3 separate regions of the Homo sapiens genome follow, and regions 2 and 3 are each linked to region 1. A link is a contact called in ENCODE Hi-C or POLR2A ChIA-PET data. All regions are on one chromosome and are shown on one strand. Each heading gives the region's core, a stretch centred on a gene start or an enhancer-like site at or near the end of the contact. The rest is flanking DNA. Distances are from core to core; before and after follow the strand shown. Region 1 holds the start of FAT1 (FAT atypical cadherin 1). Region 2 has its middle 26 kb from the start of ZFP42. Region 3 has its middle 120 kb from the start of LINC01060.

The links. A loop is a pair of places that touch in the nucleus more often than their neighbours do. ChIA-PET counts read pairs that join two places held with the same protein, here RNA polymerase II (POLR2A). Pooled maps may share reads with other maps.
Region 2: a map of MCF 10A shows a loop between it and region 1 (5-fold over the local background). The contact joins the enhancer-like site here to the promoter of FAT1 in region 1. A Hi-C loop is called at or near these places in 2 of 168 maps with a recorded cell type or tissue (MCF 10A and aorta) and 3 of 50 pooled maps. POLR2A ChIA-PET finds 5 or more read pairs at or near these places in 1 of 52 experiments (WTC11).
Region 3: a loop to region 1 is called in a map of ascending aorta, with 10 times the contacts of the local background. The contact joins the enhancer-like site here to the promoter of FAT1 in region 1. A Hi-C loop is called at or near these places in 2 of 168 maps with a recorded cell type or tissue (ascending aorta and chondrocyte) and 3 of 50 pooled maps.

What each region holds. Positions count from the first base shown.
Region 1 is chr4:186,722,457-186,725,568 of GRCh38, forward strand. It overlaps FAT1 (FAT atypical cadherin 1), which reads right to left and starts at 1,400. Exons shown (of 27, transcript NM_005245.4): 1 at 1,208-1,400. RefSeq lists enhancers at 841-1,342, 1,843-2,842.
Region 2 is chr4:188,020,660-188,023,746 of GRCh38, forward strand. No RefSeq gene overlaps it. Among named protein-coding and RNA genes, the nearest start is that of ZFP42, 26 kb to the left of the region's middle. RefSeq lists an enhancer at 1,134-1,671. Within about 2 kb of position 1,377, at least 2 of the 41 ENCODE cell types and tissues checked have a DNase peak (open chromatin) inside an H3K27ac peak, as active enhancers do.
Region 3 is chr4:188,331,282-188,334,548 of GRCh38, forward strand. No RefSeq gene overlaps it. Among named protein-coding and RNA genes, the nearest start is that of LINC01060, 120 kb to the right of the region's middle. Within about 2 kb of position 1,715, at least 2 of the 41 ENCODE cell types and tissues checked have a DNase peak (open chromatin) inside an H3K27ac peak, as active enhancers do; they include ascending aorta, where a contact is called at or near this core.

The sequences.
Region 1 (3,112 bases), core at 150-2,649:
ATAGTGCTTTAAGTATTTTTACATCTTAAATACAAAGGAATAATTCTAACTGTGGAATCAGAGCTGTCTTCCTAAGACAAAAAGACAAAGACAAATATCACAATTAACTATTAACTGGAGAAACACCTTTTCAAACGTCCCTGTAACAACTGGATGTGTTGGACAGCATAACCAAACTCATTAAGAATAGTGTGAAAAACATCACCATTACCTAGTTCTCACACACAGATACCTTCTTAAACTATCGAAACCTGTATCTGAATATACGAAGCATTAAGAATCTGCTTTTGAAAAGGAAATGAATATCTGAAGGTCATTTTCTTTTCAATCTTTTCTCATACTAATAATCACTGTTAATATCCACTTTTAAAAAATCGCCTCTATCAGGCACCCGGGAATTGCTTAACAAAAGCCACTTAATGAAACCACAGTTCAGACAAAAAAAAAAACTTAACTGCATAGAAAATATTTATGAGTTTACTTTCCTAACTCATACAATTGCGTCCTTGTTTCCAAAGCCTTGCAATTCACATCAGCGGGAACAAAAAAATCTAACACACAGCAGAAAGCTGGCTCTCTAAAAGAAAGCATTTTTTTTTAAAGGCAATGAAGGACCAAAAACTCTTTCTTTTAAAAAGATCTTAGAAGTTCCTCCTCCAGAGAAGACAGAAAACACTGACAAACCGCACATTGTGCAGATGTTCAGCCCCGAAATGCAGCCTCGCAGCCCTTCACTCCGCAGTCCACCGGTTGCATCTGCACCTCCGGGCAGCGCTCCTGCAGGGCGCAAACACCCAGAGACCCAGGGACCCGGCAGCCCCGCGCAGGCCTCCCGCGTGCACCGCTCAGCGAGCGGGTCTTTCGCAGACGGCGGGATGCCCCAGGAGACCGCGAGGCCGGCGCAGCCCGGCGAGCTCCCGGAGGGAAGGCGGCGTGTCAGAAAGGATCGGACCCCAGCAATGGCCCCGGATCGGTCCCGCGCGGTCGCCTCCTTTTCCCGCTCCGCCGCCGGGACCCCCCTAGCCAGTGCTGAATTTCCCAACTGGGAAGGACCGAGTCACTCCACCCTCCGGGAAGTCGCGCGCTCATCCGTTTTCGGCAGCGCCGGAGCCCGAGCCGGGGACCGGGCGGACACCCACAGAGTCCGCACCGCAGCGCGCTGCACGCTCTCGCCCCCGCCCGCCGGCCCGCGCCCCAGCGAACTAACCGCAAAGTTGGCCCGAAGTGGCGACGGCGCTCTCGTGGAGCTCACCCGCCGTCTCAGCGCGCCCCCGAGCAGGGACCGGGCCTGCCGGGGCCCTCGCCGGGCTCGCGCGTCCGCATGGTACCTGCCGCACGAGCCGCTCCCGCGCCCTCTCCCCGCGCCCGGCCGCCCAGCTCGGCGCCGGCGCCTCACGCTCCCCGAGCGCAGGAGATCCCTCCGCCCCGGCCCCGCCCGCCGGCGCCGGCGCTCATTTCTCGGGCGCGGAAACTCGAGCCCACTTTCCCCGGCTGCCGGCTCTGGGACCGCGGGCTCGGCCACGCAGTCCCGCCCGGACCCAAAGAGCCCCAGTCCCTGCGAACACCAGGTCCGTGCTGGGAGACGAGAAGGCGCCCAGCGGGGTCTAGCGCGGCTCCGAGGGGCAGGGCGAGGCTTGTGATGCCGAGGTTAGTTACGGCCAGCCACAGGCGCTGTGCAAGGAATTGGGGAAAGCTCCCTGCCAAGAAAGGGAAACGTTAGCTTAGCTAAAAAAAAAAAAAAAAAAAAAAGGCTGGGGCCTAATGAGAAAGCTTCCCAGAGGCATCCCTTTAGCTTTTCCATAGCCTTCTGGGAGCCCCTGAATCTGCATTTGAATGGCGCGGCTCTGGGTCCGCGAAGGTTTGGTGGGCTGAAGTCGTCCTTCAGGTCTCCAAAGGAATGCAGCTAGGTCGGAATCTACTTCCTCCTTCAATCCCCAGAAAATGGAAACGCTTCCCCCGCGACCTTTTTCTGCCGAGTTAGACCCCAGGCCCTCCCCGCCGCGGGCGCCTGGCCTCCCCCGCTGACACCCCGGACGCCCAGGCCTGTGGGACAAAAGGCAGTCGCGGCGTCCCGCGGGCTTCCTAGCCCGGGAGTCGGCCCCAGGGGCCCCAAAGCGTGACCCCAGGCCGACAACTGCAAGTTCCTAGGCAGAGGGGAAGCCCCAGCGCCGAGAAGCCCGCTCCGAGAACTCCCCGCGCCGGGCGCCCAGCCTGAGCGTCCCGGGCGCGGAGCCCATCCCCGGTGCGGGCAGGGCTCCAGCCGCAGGCTCGGCGCAGGGCGGACTCGGCCGAAGCCCGGAGGGCCGGAGGCGCTGGGACGCAGCCCGGACAAGAGGGCGGACTTGATCTCGGAAAGTTTGTGGGACTCAGGCATTTTAACACTGGGAAGACAAAGAGATCCGATTTCCCTGGGACTGGTGAGGGGAGCTTGGCGGGGAGGGGAACGGCAGGGCAGTCAAGTGTGAAAGAGAATTTCCTGGGTTCAAAGTTAACGCAGTCACCTTATAAGCCATCTTAGAGGTGACCGGAAAAAATAATAATAATAAAGGTGTCTAGCAGGTTGTGGCTGGGAAGGAAAAATAATGCCTGCAAGATGAGTGTGCCGATTCGTAGCCCTATATTCCCTGCCCACCAGTTGGAATACACATAGATTCACACATCCAGCAAATGCAAACTCCATCATCCAAAGACGTGTTTGTCCCGGCCATAATTGCTCCAAGTGCTTACAGGTCAATTTCATACATGGAACACCTCGAAAGTGGGTGACCTGATCTCCAAGCCCAACCGGCTTGTGCCGCTTGCCGAATTGTAAATCTCAGCAAAACCCAAACACACCGGAACTCCAGCCGTTTCCTGGGAGCGAGGAAGCGGGAGTAATGCTAAAAGGGGAAAAGAAGAACAGTAAAAAAAGTACAAAGATACCATTCCCTGACGTAAAATCACGGGATTTTTTTTAAATGGCACAAGAGAATTCCTGGAGAAGATTACCATTAATTAATAAGTAATAACGCTTCCTAGGGCTTACTAGATGTTTTACATCTGTCTGGGAATCCCGATTTTCCAGGCTCCCTGAGAAATCTATCTGCCTGGAAGAAGTTGCACTTCGTCGCCA
Region 2 (3,087 bases), core at 127-2,626, 1.3 Mb after region 1:
AATTACACATTGCTTTCTATTTGGCTCCTCTGGTGCCCTTACCACCACTGCACAGTTCCTACATATGCCGTGATTCTTAACCTTTGGAGCTTGAGTAATTACCCCTAAATCCCTCTCTTAAAAATCTTGGGGGCCAGGCACAGTGGCTCACACCTATAATCCCAGCACTTTGGGAGGCCGAGGAAGGTGGATCACCTGAGGTCGGGAGTTCGAGACAGGCCTGACCAACATGGAGAAACCTCGTCTCTACTGAAAATACAAAATTAGCCAGGCTTGGTGGTGCATGCCTATAATCCCAGCTACTCAGGAGGCTGAGGCAAGAGAATTGCTTAAACCCGGGAGGCGGAGGTTGCGGGTTCAAGCAACCTCAAGCCTGGGCAACAAGAGCGAAACTCTGTCTCAAAAAAAGAGAAAAGAAAGTTCCTTGGCCTTTTCTTGTGTTTCTTGACCTTGACATTTTTTGAGGAGTCCAGGCCAGTTATTTTGTAGAATGTGTCAGTTTGGGTTTGTGCGATGTTTCCTTGGGATTAGATTCAGGTTGTGCATTTTTGGCAGAAATACAACTATAGTGATGTTGTCACCTTCACCATGCATCGAATCAAAGGGACATGATGGCGATGGCTTCCAAGGTGATGTTCTCTTTGAGCACTTGGTAAGGTGGTGTCTGCTTAATTTCTCGACAGGCAAGTTACTGTTTTTCCTTTGTTATTGATAAGCAACTTCTGGGGGATACTTGGAGACTACGCATATATCCTGTTCTTTATCATGCTTTCACCCAATAGTACCCACTGATGAACATATTGTGTATACATGAAATAATAATAAACTATTATCACTGATAGAAGGAACATATTGTGTATACATGTAATAATAATGAACTATTATGACTTCTTAAAGCAGGTTGTTCATTGTTTCCTGAGTATAAATAAATCAGAAATGAATGGCTTTAATTTTCTGTAAAATATGTTTACTTAGAAAATAATAGAAAATGTCCTTTACAAAATGAGTTCTAGGGTTTTATTGAACAAAATGTGTTTGCAAAACACTGTGGGGTGAAAAGAGTATGACCCCTTACTTCCCCATCATAACGCTCCTGGCTGACACTCCCGTAATAAAAGACAGGTTAACAAGAGAAAAGCATAACATATTTATTTGATCAAAGTTTTTTTTTACGTGACAAAGGAACCTTCAGAAATGAAGCCCCAGAGGTCCCCAGAAAACTGTCTGTTTTTATGCTTAGGCTGGGTGATTAGGGGACATCTTTGTAGAAATGTGAGTGAACAAAAGGGGAAGCTCTAATGCTAACAGACTGAGTGCAGACACCCAGCAAGGCCTGTCTGTTCAGATTCTTCTCAGCCTCTCCCTGCAGCATGCAGCATCCCTTCCTCCTGGGTATGGGGCAGGGCCCTTCTGGAATGCGGGTTTATGACCTCCGTGCAGGCAAAATAGACCAGATAGTTTCTTTATGGCCAACTCTTACACAGAAAGGCAGGGGAAGATTGGAGTAATTTTTTTTTAGGTTTTAAGGCTAGCTTTCAGGGAGAATGGTTCTGGTTTCTATGGACTTGCCTTGGGGAAGAGGGATTTTAGTTTCCTTGTTTGTTTGTTTGTGTTTTGAGATGGAGTCTCACTCTGTTGCCCAGGCTGGAGTGCAGTGGCACAATCTCAGCTCACTCCAACTTCTGCCTCCCAGGCTTAAGTGGATCTTCTGCCTCAACCTCCCGAATAACTGGGATTACAGGCATGCGCCACCACAGCCGGCTAATTTTTGTATTTTTAGTAGATACCAGGTTTTGCCATGTTGGACAGGCTGGTCTCGAACTCCTGACCTCAGATGATCCACCCGCCTCGGCTTCCCACAGTGTTGGGATTACAGACATGAGCCACCGCACCCGGCCCTAGTTTCCTAGTTTCTATGGTCGGCCTTGGGGGAGAAAGTTTAGCAGGAGGAGGAAGGCGAGGAGAAGGTCAGAAACTTTGCTTCTGAGGCCCTCCAAGGCCCTCCCAGGCCCTTTGCTCCAAGTCCTCAGCAAGCCAGAGGACGTCTTCTGAGCCCAACAACAGTTTAAGGCATTCCAAAATTAGAAGAGCAATCAGGCACCCAACCATACTAAAAGCGTGTTTATATTTTCGCATATTTTCCAATCCATTGAACAAACAAGCAAACAAACAAAAGAACTGGTGTGTAGAGTGAAAGGAGCGTTAGTGTGTATAATATCTGTGGACAGAATAGTCGTCTGAACTGAATCTACAGCAAAACTACAAAGCTGTGATATTGTGACTCCGAGAAAGTGCAGATTTCATATTCCAGTAAGATTTATTGAATGCCCGTTGCCTGCTAAGCATTTCATACATAAGCATATTCACACACAGCACCTTATTTTGTTATCATAACTCTATAGGGCAATGGTATTATGCTATTCTTCCACTCAAGAGAACTTTTCAGAGGTTCATTTACTTAACAAATCATAACTGCCACATCCCAGGTGCTTTGTTAAGCTCTGGGAATGCAACCTGGAAGAAGACAGATCTGGTTCCTCTCACTTTCTAAGCCCAGTTATAACATGCTGGGCCCATGATTTTACTCAACAGTAAAATCGAGGTTTACGCTGTGTGCTAAGAGAGGCATCCAAACCAAACGTGTGGACTCAGGGGAGGCTTTGCTGATGGAACTTCTAATTAGGCTGGGAAATGAAAGACGACAGGAAGCTGGGTGAGGAGGGGGGATGGTGGTGGAGGGAGGACCCAAATATTCCAGGCAGAGGGAACGTTGTCTCAAAAAAATAAAAATAGAAATAAAAAAGGCTTCTGTTGGGCACGATGGTTCAAGCCTGTAATCCCGGCACTTTGAGAGGGTGACGTGGGCGGATCAGGAAGTCAGGATATCGAGACCATCCTGGCCAACATGGCAAAACCCCCCATCTCTACTAAAACTACGTGGTGGCACATGCCTGCAATCCCAGTTACTTGGGAGGCTGAGGCAGGAGAATCGCTTGAACCCAGGAGGCAGAGTTTGCAGTGAGCCGAGATCACGCCACTGCACTCCAGCCTGGTGACAGAGCAAGACTCCATCTCAAAAAAAAAAAA
Region 3 (3,267 bases), core at 465-2,964, 1.6 Mb after region 1:
CAATTCTCCTGCCTCAGCCTCCCAAGTAGCTGGGATTACAGGCGTGCGCCACCGCACCCAGCCACAAAAGTCATTTTCAGCTCACAGGTTATGCAGGTCATACTTGGCTTATGGTCTGTAGTTCACCAAATTTCAGGTTACACAATTTTGTGGGAGAGAAATAAACTTCTGTTTTTTAAAAATAATTCTGAAGTGTCTTGGTAATTAGATGAACTTAGCCTTAACTCTAAATTTTAGACGATCTCTGCCATTTGTGTTAGAATCCATTCATTCAGATACTTCTCCTTTATTGCCGCCAGGGCATGGAGGGAGGATGAGCTGCACACGTTTTTCTCCTTTGCTTCCCTCTTGCACTCCTTTCCTTAACTACTTTGATTCCTTGCATGGAGGTGGACCTGCCAAGACATTTTTAAGAGCATGCTAGGGACACCTCAAGGTGTTTTTATAACCATTTCAATGAGTTAGAACTTTTTCTTTTTAGAAGAAATATATAAGGATTATTTCTTCCTCATAAGTTACCAATGAATAATTTACTTACTACACATCATTATGGATGGAATTGTTCCCCTAAAATTTGTATTATTGAAGTCTTAACCTCCAATGAGACATATTTGGAGATAAAGCATTTAAAGAGGTAATTTAGATTAAATGAGCTCATAGTGTGGGGACCTAATTTGATAGAACTGATATCCTCATAGGAAGAGAAAGAGAAGCTGGGCATGGTGGTTCAAGCCTGTAATCCCAACACTTTGGGAGGCCAAGGCAGAAGGATTGCTTGAGCCCAGGAATTTGAGACCAACCTTGGCAGCAAGGCAAAACTTGGTCTCTACAAAAAATGCAAAAAATTAGCCAGGCGTGGTGGCACACGCCTGTAGTCCAAACTACTAAGGAAGCTGAGGTGGTAGGCTCGCTTGAGCCCAGGAGGTCAAGGCTGCAGTGAGCCAAGATGGCACCACTGCACTGCAGCCTGGGGGATAGAATGAGACCCTGCCTGAAAAAAAAAAGAGGAGGCACCAGAGACCTCTCTCTCTTTGCACTCACAGGGGAAAGGTCATGTGGGAACACAGCTAGGAGGGAGCAATCTCCAAGTGAGAAAGAGGGCCCTCACCAAGAACCAAGTATGCTGGCACCGGATGGTGGGTCTTCCCCGCCTTCAGAACTGTGAGAAATGAGAAAATAGCTTTCTGTTGTCTAGGTCACAAGACTGTGTCAGACTTTGTTTTGGCAGCCTGAGCAGACTAATATATTCCATATATGGGGGTGATAATAGTTTGCTAGTCAGCCTTTTTTAGTACCCTTTACCTTATCCTTAAGCCCACTAGTCAAATAGTGTCAACAGTTTTCTATATATTCTTTCTTTGGATAAAAAGAAAACTTCATGAGCATTTTTGACATATACCTCATTGATCAGCTTTGACTCTCAAAATAAACTTTGAAAAGGAACAAAAAGGAAACAGCAGTTTTGAAAGTTAGGCTTTTAAAAAACTGCAAGAGCCAAGCACTTGAGAGAAAATAGACTTTTCTGAATTCCAGGTTTAAAATAGCAAGAGCCAGAATTTATGTTTTGAATACCAAGTCTGGGTGTATGTCAGAAACTATGGAAGGATAGAGGCTACGAAGTAAGGAGAGGTTTCCATGACAGAGCAAAGAAAATAGGAGGATTTCCTGGAACAGGAGAAGGAGCTTGGGGATTGGACGTGGGTCTGGGTAGTGGAGGTTTTCCATAGGCCCTCAGAGAATATTTTAGACATAAGAGGCAAAGTGCATGACAGGAAGTGCTGCCTTTTGGGGAAGATGTGACTAAGCTCTAAGTAGCAATGGTGGGACACAGCACACGTGGAAAGATGCTGACATCAGCAGCAGATTCACTGGTATTAAAGGAGGAGCTCCTGGCTGGGCGCGGTGGCTCACGCCTGTAATCCCAGCACTTTGGGAGGCCGAGGCGGGCGGATCACCAGGTCAGGAGATCGAGACCATCCTGGCTAACAGGGTGAAACCCCATCTCTACTAAAAATACAAAAAATTAGCCAGGCGTGGTGGGGGGCGCCTGTAGTCCCAGCTACTCGGGAGGCTGAGGCAGGAGAATGGCAGGAACCCGGGAGGCGGAGCTTGCAGTGAGCCGAGATCGCGCCCCTGCACTCCAGCCTGGGCGACAGAGCCAGACTCCGTCTCAAAAAAAAAAAAAAAAAAAGAAAAGAAAGAAAGCAAAGGAGGAGCTCGTAAGCCCAGTAAGACTAGACATCTCTGGGAAAGCCAAGACTGAAGGCTAGGGGCCTCTTTCCCAATATGTGTGTGTGTTTATAATCTTTTTGCCCTCAGACTAAGGGAGGAGAGGTGTATCTTTAAGAGTGAGAATCAGTTCAGATATAAGTTTAAGTTTTTCATTGAGAGAAACCAAAATATTACATTTAAGTATCTATGTAAGCATCTAAATTTTAGAGCAGGGTGACTGCATTACCTTGAAGTAGTAAAGCTTCAGGTCAATCCACATAAGCAGAAGCTACCCTGTGTAGAATCAGAGGAAACTGAGCTCAATTATGGAAAAATTAAAATGTTATGTCTGCATAACTAAATTGTGACTATAACGTTGACTCAGCTGCAGGGATTGGCTAATATCTATAATAAAATGAAACAAAACGATTGCTGCAGGTATTTATCTAAACTACTTCATGAAACAGTCCCAATAAACTTGTCAACAGCATGTACCCATTATAGTAACTCAGATGTGCTACAAGTTTCTGAAATTCTTTCTGAATCATAAAAAAGCCATATTATGTTCTTGGTATGTATATGTATTATGTTCATGGTATGTATACCATATGCTATGGTAAGTGAATATTTCTGTACTATAATCATTGTAAATTGGTAATACACATATCCTGTTAGGCAGGACATTTGGCTACATGTAACATTCTATTTCCCAAGAACTCCACTAACAGAATTATTTTGATAGAACCCCCTTAACATTTGTAATAATATAATGTTTCTTTTTCTCATAGGGGTATTCAGTTTAACAGGCTCATTGATCAATTTTGATCATTCCACTTTTCTGTTCTAACACTTTCAGGGGCTATCACTGCCTATGAATTTTATGAATTCCTAGCCCATGCATATTGGACTCACTAAGACATGGCTCCAATGATCATTCAAAATTCCAGATGGGCTACTTATTGTTCCCTGATAACCCTATACATCCCGATTTGTTCTTTTCCTCCTACTTTCTCCTTGGAATGCCTTCTCCAACCTTTTTAGCCTTCTCCCAACCCC